Linked DNA regions of Homo sapiens: all the other regions are linked to region 3. A link is a contact called in ENCODE Hi-C or POLR2A ChIA-PET data. All regions are on one chromosome and are shown on one strand. Each heading gives the region's core, a stretch centred on a gene start or an enhancer-like site at or near the end of the contact. The rest is flanking DNA. Distances are from core to core; before and after follow the strand shown. Region 1 holds the start of DEGS1 (delta 4-desaturase, sphingolipid 1). Region 2 holds the start of LYPLAL1-DT (LYPLAL1 divergent transcript). Region 3 has its middle 37 kb from the start of DUSP10.

Region 1 (3,284 bases), core at 212-2,711, 2.4 Mb before region 3:
CTAACTAAAAAAGATACAAACATTAGCCAGGCGTAGTGGTGGGAACCTGTAATCCCAGCTACTCGGGAGGCTGAGACAGAAGAATCGCTTGAACCCAGGAGGCAGAGGTTGCAGCGAGTGGAGATCGCGCCACTGCACTCCAGCATGAGCAACAGAGTGAGACTCAGTCTCAAAAAACAAACAAACAAACAAACAAAAAACAAACACGTGCAGTCTCAAAAAACAAACAAACAAAAAACAAACACGTGCTCTGGAAGAGGCAACCGAATGCGCATTAGAATCCCCCTAGCATTTAGTCACGCGTTCTTATTTCATTTTTTAAAACAGCGATAATACCAACCAAGTAGAATTACCAAGAGGATGAAATTGGGTAATGTTTGTAAAGCATTCCACACAATCCCTAGCATATTAGGAGTAGCCTGGGAGAGATGAGCATTCTCTATGTAACACAGAAGGCCCGAATCCTCTGGAGAGTTAAGGCCTCTCAATTAGCTGTCAGGGGACCAGCAGGCCACGCCACATATTTTCCTTATTTGGCAAGTCTTCCATTTTCAGTCTTTTCATCCACAAAACCGAGATGGATGAAAAATGCCTACGAATCCGCCGTTCTTACGTCCCAGGCTTGTCGTGAGGATCAATGGGACAAGCGGCGTGAACCGACCAGGGCCCATCAAGTCCGAGAAGCCCCGGGGGGCATATGGAGGGACGCCGGCCCCCTTAACGGGCCCAAGGCCGGGACTGCGGCCGCCCCCGCCAGTACTGCCCGCCGGCGCCCGACACCCTGAGCAGGGCTCGCTGGTAGGCCCAAGGATGCCCAGGACCACACCCTGCCTAGCACTCAGGCAGCCCCAAGGCCGGCACCCGCTCACCTCGGCCCGCTCCGGAGGAGAGGGAGTGGTGAGAGGAAAGGGCGCCCACCTGAGGGCACAGGAATCTTCTAGCGAAAAGATCTACTCAAGGCTGGCACAGCCGGGGACACCCTTCGCCCCAACCGGCCGGCGTGGGCCTGGCGGGGACTCCCGCGCTCGGGGACGCGCCTGCGCCTCTTCGCGGAAGGGTCGGAGCTGCGCGGCTCCGAGGACCCGTCCCTCCCCCCGCTCCTCGCCCAGCCTCTCCCGCGCTGACCCGCGGGCTGGCGGCCCGAGCGGCGACGGGACGCGACGGGGAGCAGGCTGCTAACGGGCCTCCGGCGCCCACGACCGCGCAGGGCCCGCGAGGGGAGAGCGCGCCCCGGCGCCGGGAGGCCACGCACGCACATAACGGGGCGCCCGCTGGCCCTCACCCAGGATCTCCCGGCGCCGGTCGGCGTGCGGCTGGTCGGTGTAGACCCACTCGAAGTCTTCCCGCGAGACGCGGCTCCCCATGGCGACAGCGGTGGCTTGCAGACTAGCTGTCGGCTCTCGCTCCCAGCCGGCTGCTCAGAGGTGGCGGCGGCGGCGGCGGCTCCCCGGCTGGTGTGGTGTCGGCCGGCTGTGGCGGAGCGCGGAGGAGACGGAGGCGTGGGCGGAGTCCCGAGGCCCCGCCCCCCCCGGCCCGCCCGCCTGCCTCTCTGGGTGGAGGGCGCGTGGCGCTCCCAGGCCCCCGTGCGGGGCCGGCTCTCAGCGATTCTGGGACGCGGGGTTCTGAGCTTCGGTGACTCGGCCACCATCCAGGATGCCGCGTTCTTGCGAGTGCCCGCCCCTGCGGCCTGCTGCGCCGGAGCCCGGAGAAGATGAAAAAGGAAGGAATGGTCTCAAGTGAGATAAACCTGCCGCCCTAACGCCTCCGCGAGGGGAGCACCGGGCACGGCTACGGTCACACCGAGTCTGGAGGCCCCGGAGCCCTTCTTAAATGGCAGCTGGCCTAAGTTTTGTTTAATTTTTAAAAAGCAAATTAGCCATTGAGTCATATTTCGCTGCCTTCTGGAAATAATACCTCAGGGAAAAAATGCAGAGTGCGTGACAATTAAAAGCTAATCAAGTAAAAAGAAAACACCATTATTAAGAGGGGGTGATGATGTGGGATTTGTTGTTGTGCTTGAATTATTCTAGTGTGACCACTTCTGTTAAGAGATGATTGCTCAACCTTGCATCTACCTGTCGCAGAAGTAATCAACCACAACCTCTTCCTGAAAGAAAGGTTTTGAAACGAAACTAATTTTGTTTCAACATTAGTTACCACGTCTACATCAAAGAGCAACTTAAAGATTACAAAAAGAAGATAACCAAAGCAGGTGTGCCTCCTAGTCAAAGAACATGCTGTGCACGCGCACACGGCACACACACACACACAAATCTGATCGAGCCCCTAGATCTGACTGTTAATTTATAGAAAATAGAAAGGACATTTGGCCGGGTGCGGTGGCTCACGTCTGTAATCCTTGCACTCTGTGAGGCAGAGGCGGGTCCATCACCTGAGGTCGGGAGTTCGAGACCAGCCTGATCAGGATGGTGAAACCCCCGTCTCTACTAAAAATATAAAAAAATTAGCTGGGCGTAGTGGCAGGCGCCTGTAATCCCAGCTACTCAGGAGGCTGAGGCAGGGGAATCGCTCGAACTGGGAGGCAGAGGTTGCAGTGAGCTGAGACGGAGCCACTGCACTCCAGCCTGGGGGACAGACGGAGACTCCCTCTCAAGAAAAAAAAAAGAAAATAGAAAGGACAGAGGAATGTGTTAAACTAGGCCGTGGGGATGAAACTAGCAAGATCCAACTCTGGGAGACTATATGGGACAATGTCTGGGTTCTCTAATAAATGAAACTCAAGGCAAAAAAAGAGAAACCTGTAGATTAAAAGGAGTTTAAAAGACATACCAACCAATTGCAACGTGTTGACCTCATTTAGATTCTGATTGAAATAGTTTAAAAACATTGACATGAAATAATTGAACTCAGATATCAATTGGATATGTGATGATATTAAGGAATTATGAATTTCTTAAGTGTGATAATAGTATTATGGTTATAGTGGGTTTTGTTTTTTTTGAGACAGAGTCCTGCTCTGTTGCCCAGGCTGGAGTGCAGTGGTGGCCTCATGTCTCACTTCAGTCTTGACCTGAGCTTAAGCCATCCTCCCACCCCAGTCTCCCGAGGAGCTGGGATCACAGGCGTGCACCACCATGCTTGGCTACTTTTTTGAATTTTTGATAGAGATGGGGCCTCACCTTGTTGCCCAGGCTGGTCTCAAACGCTTGGGCTCAAGTGATCTCAAAGTATTGGGATCACAGGCATGAGCTACTACATCCGACCCCAGGAGCATTATTAATAAGTCCCTAAGACCCTCTCAGTACATTCACTTCTGAAATAGA
Region 2 (3,287 bases), core at 156-2,655, 2.6 Mb after region 3:
ATCCCAAATCCGCCACTACTCACAGTAACAGCTAAGAGACCTTGGCCAAGCTGCTGAACCTGTCTGGCCTCATTTTCAAAATAAAGAGAATACCTCCCACAATTGCCCTTTTCCAGGTCTCTGCCCAGTACCTTTCCAATTCCCTTCCAATCACCGTCCCATTTAAGCCTACCCGTCTCGGCTCAAAGACCACTTTCTTCGAAAAGTCTGACAAGCTTTTCATCTTCCAAATGCCTTAATAATGCCTAACCACATTTTTTTCTCTTACAATTCACTTGGCAGGAAACCATGCACCGTCTTGTGATCTTCCATGCACTGCTGACTCAAACTAATTGGATTGTTTTTGTTTTTAACTTTAGGTAGGCCCCCTGAGGACACCGGCTGCATCTCATTTCTTTAAAAAACATTTCCTGAGAGCTTACCCTGGGCCAAGCACTGGGGGTGCAAAGGTTGACACAAGGGCCCTTACTCTCATAATCCAGTGGGAAGTTCACAATCCAGTGGGGAAGACAGACAAAAGTGATTACAGATGAGTGTTAAGTAACGATACAGCATTAAGCACACGTTACTAAGGGCAGGTAGTGGAAGATGCCTGTCCCTGGGGGTCCTGCCCCTGTAGTCTATCTTGGAAGTTTAATGACACAGGCGGGAAAGGGAAAGGAAGGAAAGAGAAGCAGCAAAAAGGAAAGTGAGAGAAAGCACTCCAGCCATGGCACAGTGGCTTACAGAAAAGAGATAATCTGTAAACAGTATCTAAGTTAACTGTGAATCTCAATTGTCTACATTAGTATGGGAGCCTGGAAAAAGCAATGGGCAATTACGACTGAAAAATCACTAGTAGCTGATAATGAAAAACACTAAATAATTTCCCTCTAGCAGAAGACTTACCTTACTAACTTGCTCTGTTTAAACTTGGGGCGAGGAATGGGGAGGTGTGTTGTGGGGATGGAGGGCTGGCTGAGCGGCGGGACACAAGGCCCCAAAGCGAGGGTGGTGGACCAGTGACCGCCCGATAGAAAGAGGAAGACTAACGGGGGAGGCTGGGGGCAGGTGGCGCTGCCCGTGCATCTACAGCCGGGGCTGGCGACGGGGGAGCCACCCACTGGGCCCTATTTGGGCCCGGCGACACCTCCACTTGGGCAATACTGGGGTAACCGAGGGGAGGATGTTTCCCGAGCTGTAGAAAACCAGGACGTAAAATTGAAATCCACCTGAGCCATGCAGGAAGATCAGAGAGGCGCTATGCCTCCCTGCCGGCGACACGATACAGCGCTGCAGAACCGACCCCGACGCAGCCGCCATCGCTGATGCCACTGCCAGTCATGCGGTTCCGCCCCTGCGTTGCCGCGCGGGGCCGCGCACGCAAATACGCAGGCACGCGCGGGAGCACGCCCGGGAGCGCGCATGCGCAGCGCTGCTGGCCCGCTCTCTGAGGAGCTTTCAATACTTTGGGGTCAAGTTTGAGGCAGTTGTAACTGTACTGAGTTTAGTTTTGCTAATAATGGTATTCTACGTGTGTCAGCCTCGTGTGGACTTCTGTAATGACTAATGGATATGTTTATATCCTGAGCATTTGCTGTAGGAATTTTAAATGCAATCCCAAAACTCAAGATTACCTTATTTGGAGAAATATTCGTGTTACTATGTTTAAAATTTAATAGAACCATATTTTACCTTTCACTTTGGGACTCGCACAGGATGTTTGCAGCTCTTGATATACAGGGTAAGCGAAGCATATAATAATAAGTTCTCTTCGTGTCTCTTATTTTTAATAAATAGTTTACAAAGCAAATCTAATTTAATGAGATTCTGCTTTATATACCCATTAGAATGGCTCTTATCAAAAAAACAGAAAATAAGTATTAGTAAAGATGTGTAGAAATTAGAAACCTTGTGCATAGCTGATCAGAATGTAAAATGATGTTGCGGCAATAGAAATAATTTGGTGGCTCCTCAACAAGTTAAACATTGACTTAGCATAGGTACTAGCAGTTCCACTTCTAGGTATATACCCAAAAGAGATGAAAGCAGGGACTCAAACAAATACTTGTACTTCAGTGTTCTGTAGCAGCATTATTCACAAGTACCAAAAAGTGGAAACAACTCAAATGTTCATCTACAGATGGAGAGATAAACCAAATGTGCTATGTACATATTGGAATGGAATATTATTCAGCCTGTAAAAAGAATGTGATTCGGATACATGCTACAACATGGATGAACCTTGAAAACATTATGCCGAGTGAAGCCAGACACAAAAGGACAAATAATTGTATGATTCCACTTACATGAGATATCTAGAATTGGCAAATGCATAGGGACAGAAAGTGAAATTAGAGGTTACCAGGGACTAAGGGAAGAGGGAGTTGGGAGGTTGTTGTTTAATGAGTACAAGAGTTTCTGCTTAGATAGTGAAACATTTTTAAAAATGGACAGTGATGATGGTTGTACAACAGTGTTAATAACTGCCAGTGAACTATACACCTAGTAAATTTTATGTGTATTTTACCATAATTTTAAAAATACTAAGAAATGGAATTATTTCCTGTATAAAGTCCAAAACATAGGTATCTTTTAATACTGAAGGCAGTGGCCCCAGCAGGTTGCTCTTGCCTCATGTAAAATTCAACAAAATAACCCAGTAAAAGCTTAAGTACCATTAAACACTGGCCTTCCATTCATTGTAGTCTGCATTACATTTTAGCAATTACAACTTACCTTTTATTTGTTCCAGGTAATCACCCTACTTACAGGTAAGTAAACTGTTTACTATCAACATTAGTTGCCAAAATCAGCTCTAAGCTATCATGGTGTTATATTAATAACAATACCATCAACAAGAATGGTCCTACATGCCATTAGTTAACCAAATCAAAAAGAAATTCTGAGTCATTTCTCCAAAGCCCATAGATCTGCAGCAGAGAGTTGTATAAGTGAAGTCCCTGAGGAGGACAAACTAGGGTAGGCTGAGCTCTGATAGCCAATTCTTAAAAGAAAAACCTCTGTCTTTTGACCTGCCTTCCCCGTATGAGTTCTAGATAACCTTCCCTAGCCAGGTGAGAAGAGGGCAGTGCTACTAGGAAAGACCACTTGGAGATATACAGGGAAGGCTTTAAGTTCTACTCTTAGAACTCCATTTACTACCTGAAAATCTTACTGTACACCACCCCACGCTTTTGAGACAGCAAAAAATCAGAATATAATTATTTAAGAGTAATGATTATTAATAATAATAAGCAACTAATATTCATGGGATTCAGTAGGTGCCAAAAACTGTCATAAATTAA
Region 3 (3,075 bases), core at 554-3,053:
GTTCCTCCCCAGGGAACCTCCCACAAGGCTGCTGGGGCTGATGGCAAGGTGGCTGGTTTCCCCAGGGGGATGGGTCCAAGGGCACAAGACAGAAGCCGCGACATCTCCCATGACCTCACCTCAGAGGTTGTACATTGTCACGTCAGCTGCATGCTACTGTGGTCACACAGGTCACCCCGAGTGAATGTGAGAGCAAACTGCTCAAGGGTATGGCTTCAAGGTGAGGATGAGTGGGGACTACCTTGAAGCTGTCTACCATAGCGGAGAAGGTGCTATTTGGAAATGCAGGAAAACTGGATTTGAGGATGGGATTGTTGCAGGGGAAGGACAGGGAATAGCAGACAGATATCAAAACAGAAGCTTGGGGACCAAAGCCTAAACCATGGGCCAACTTACTCAAACTGGATCATGGATTATGAATCCATGCACAGGAGACTCATGACCTTAAGGAAACCTGCAAGGGAGGTGACATGACTCAGGCTGCAATACTAGCTTGACTCCTGTCACTTCACTGCAGAGGAATTTGTGAGCCAGGCAGGATCCTAATGTGCATCTCTGGGCCTGCTTTCTCCAGGCTGACTGATAGAAGCTGTGGCTTGATGCTGAGTTCACCATCAGGGCTGAGGCTGCTCAGGAGCTTCCTTTTCCAAGCCCAGATAGGTCTTAGAGGTAGGTAGAGTGGCCGTCCATGCAGGGAGAGCCCAGAGGCTGGAGAGCTAGCTAGGCTCTGGTTGCGTCTGTTTTGTGGCTAGGTGGTTGGTTTCGCCTTGTGTCCTTAGGAGGTCCAGGGCTGCCCACGGCCACCATTGGTTTTCAACTGTGTGAACAGACACAATGCCCCAGACCAGGGAAGAGAACACTGCGAGTGTGCAAGCAAACTCATAACCAGCACCCCAATGTGCCTTTGTTTGCCCTCTCCCCCTTGGCACATAGAACCAATCTAAAAAATTGCTCCCTTACACTTCTATCAAAATCTCAAATTTTCAAAGTCCTATCAAGAATATTATCCCATAAGCCAAGGCTAGAGATGAGTTTTCGTAATAACTTCACCAGACAAAAGAGAAAACTGAAGCTACAAGAGGCAAGACCTACCCAGAACCATTTGGCTGAGCCCAGCACTCTGCCCATGGTCCATGCACCCCTTGACCCTGACATCAGCAAAGCAGTCCCCATCACCAAAGTGCTATGTGCCATGTGCCCCTGGGAAGAAGAACCAATCTGAGATTGCAAACAATGGGAAAGGACCTCAACTCTTGTGAGGCAGCTCTAAGAACTTTCAGCCCTAGACCTGTACATTTTTTGTGATTTTTTAAAAATGTAACTCACCATGCTATACACATCCTTAGCACACATCCCGTACACAAGCTCACTCTGCTCCTGGCATTGAGCACCCAGGGTCTCTTTAGGGGACTCCCTTTTTCTCCCCTGAACGGGCCACTCTTTACCATCAAAATGAATTGCCTATCATCTGTACTCGGCTTTTTAGCAGTCACAAATACAGGGTGGGGAATTTATTGGATACCAGGTGTCCTATTAGCCAAAGTCCTTTCCAGCTCATGCTGCTGAATGAGCCAGGTCATGACCCCAACCAGGCACTCTGGTTAGAGCTCAGTGTAGACAGATGTGCACACACTGCTGGGCACAGAAGGTTTGGGAGTGTAGACAGAGGAAGTGAGTCCTGTCAACTGGGGCGGCTCCTGCACTGAGCAGTGAGGGCTGTGAGTGAGAACTCTCTGATGCTTCCTCTCTATGTAAGGCCCGTGAGCTTTATGACTTCCTTCTGGCTTGGTTGTAAGCGAAAATCACCTCAAAAGGGGCGTGGGTAAGAGCTACTAGCCTTCTTGGAATGCCTACTATGTGCCAGACATGAAAGCAGATGCTTTTTTCAAATACTTCTGTCGGATGAACTTTCTTATTATTGTGGTACAGATGAGGAGGCAAAATCATTTGTCTAAGACCCCACTGTTTCAGCTGCAAGCTTTCGTGGCTCCTCAGTTTGCATTTTTTCCTCACTGCAGTATCACTTTGTGAAGGAGGTCTGAAGTCTTCAAATGAAAATAGAGTTTTCTCCTTATGTAAGTATAGCAATCAAATGTTCTGGAAAGAACACTGTGCCCAGCCAAATTGCTCTAGATGTTCAGGGCAGGAGAGGGGCGGATATCCTGGTGGTGATGACCACATAACAAGAAGAGACAATGTGTGCTTAAGGTACCAGCATCTCAGGGTGGTCTAGTATTTCTCAGAGAATGGTCTGAGAGTTGGCCTCTCGTGGTATAGGTAAATTTTTAAGTATTTATGAAAATGCTTATATGTCTGGTTTCAGCCTGATTTAGTAATTTGCTTGTATAATCTCTATGTCTATTCTTGGTGGTCCAAAGGGCCCAGATTAAGAATTTTATAAACATCCTGCTGTGTTTAGTGTGTTATACCTCGGAGTATCTATTTCGCTAACCCAGATGGTGCCGTTACCACACACATATCCTGCAAGGGGAGGGAATTGTATTAACAAGTATAACCAGCAAAACCACAGCATTTCACTTTAGCAAAAGGGGCCGAAACAGGAAGCAGGTAAATTCCCTGCTCCCACACATCTACCATTCTCTCCTCCCTTCTATGAACTTAGAGTCTCTGGTTTTGTGGCCACTGAACTTGTCTCCACCTCTAGGGGCCAAATTGGGCACTGGGGGGAATTCACAAGCTTTATATTTAGCTCAAAATCACCTGGGCTATATGTGGGCTCATCACTTCCTTAAAGGTGGAAGAAGTTATAATTTCTTTTTTCTCTCTTCTCTTTCTCTCTCTCCATCTTTTCTCTTCTTTTCCTCTGTCATTTTCCCCTTCTCCTTCCAAGCATTATAGTCTTCCTTGGACCGCTTTTTCCGAATTGGCTTCCACTGGCCCATTCCAGAGTACAATTACTAGTACTGTACTACATTTCCAATAGTCAATAAGAAAGCAGAAGTGGCCACATTGGCTTCCCCTAAAAGCAGCATCAAATTTCAAGTACTTTCTTATATTACCGCCGCTCATTCCACCACCCTCTATAAGCACACAACTCACTGCTGAGCACATCAT

What was found. A loop is a pair of places that touch in the nucleus more often than their neighbours do. ChIA-PET counts read pairs that join two places held with the same protein, here RNA polymerase II (POLR2A). Pooled maps may share reads with other maps.
Region 1: a loop to region 3 is called in a map with no recorded cell type, with 11 times the contacts of the local background. The contact joins the promoter of DEGS1 here to the enhancer-like site in region 3. A Hi-C loop is called at or near these places in 1 of 37 single-sample maps with no recorded cell type and 4 of 50 pooled maps. POLR2A ChIA-PET finds 5 or more read pairs at or near these places in 1 of 52 experiments (T-cell).
Region 2: a loop to region 3 is called in a pooled map, with 4 times the contacts of the local background. The contact joins the promoter of LYPLAL1-DT here to the enhancer-like site in region 3. A Hi-C loop is called at or near these places in 2 of 37 single-sample maps with no recorded cell type and 2 of 50 pooled maps.

Annotation. Positions count from the first base shown.
Region 1 is chr1:224,181,417-224,184,700 of GRCh38, reverse strand. DEGS1 (delta 4-desaturase, sphingolipid 1) reads right to left here and starts at 1,461. Exons shown (of 3, transcript NM_003676.4): 1 at 1,283-1,461. The coding sequence starts at 1,364. RefSeq lists silencers at 716-795, 956-1,335, 1,436-1,635 and enhancers at 622-1,451, 1,786-1,875, 1,452-2,282, 2,136-2,285.
Region 2 is chr1:219,171,906-219,175,192 of GRCh38, reverse strand. LYPLAL1-DT (LYPLAL1 divergent transcript) reads left to right here and starts at 1,405. Exons shown (of 5, transcript NR_038845.1): 1 at 1,405-1,723. LYPLAL1 (lysophospholipase like 1) reads right to left here and starts at 1,315. Exons shown (of 5, transcript NM_138794.5): 1 at 1,212-1,315. The coding sequence starts at 1,302. RefSeq lists enhancers at 1,025-1,354, 1,435-1,484.
Region 3 is chr1:221,777,404-221,780,478 of GRCh38, reverse strand. No RefSeq gene overlaps it. Among named protein-coding and RNA genes, the nearest start is that of DUSP10, 37 kb to the right of the region's middle. RefSeq lists enhancers at 1,520-1,569, 2,620-2,669, 2,700-2,749, 2,820-2,909. Within about 2 kb of position 1,803, at least 8 of the 41 ENCODE cell types and tissues checked have a DNase peak (open chromatin) inside an H3K27ac peak, as active enhancers do.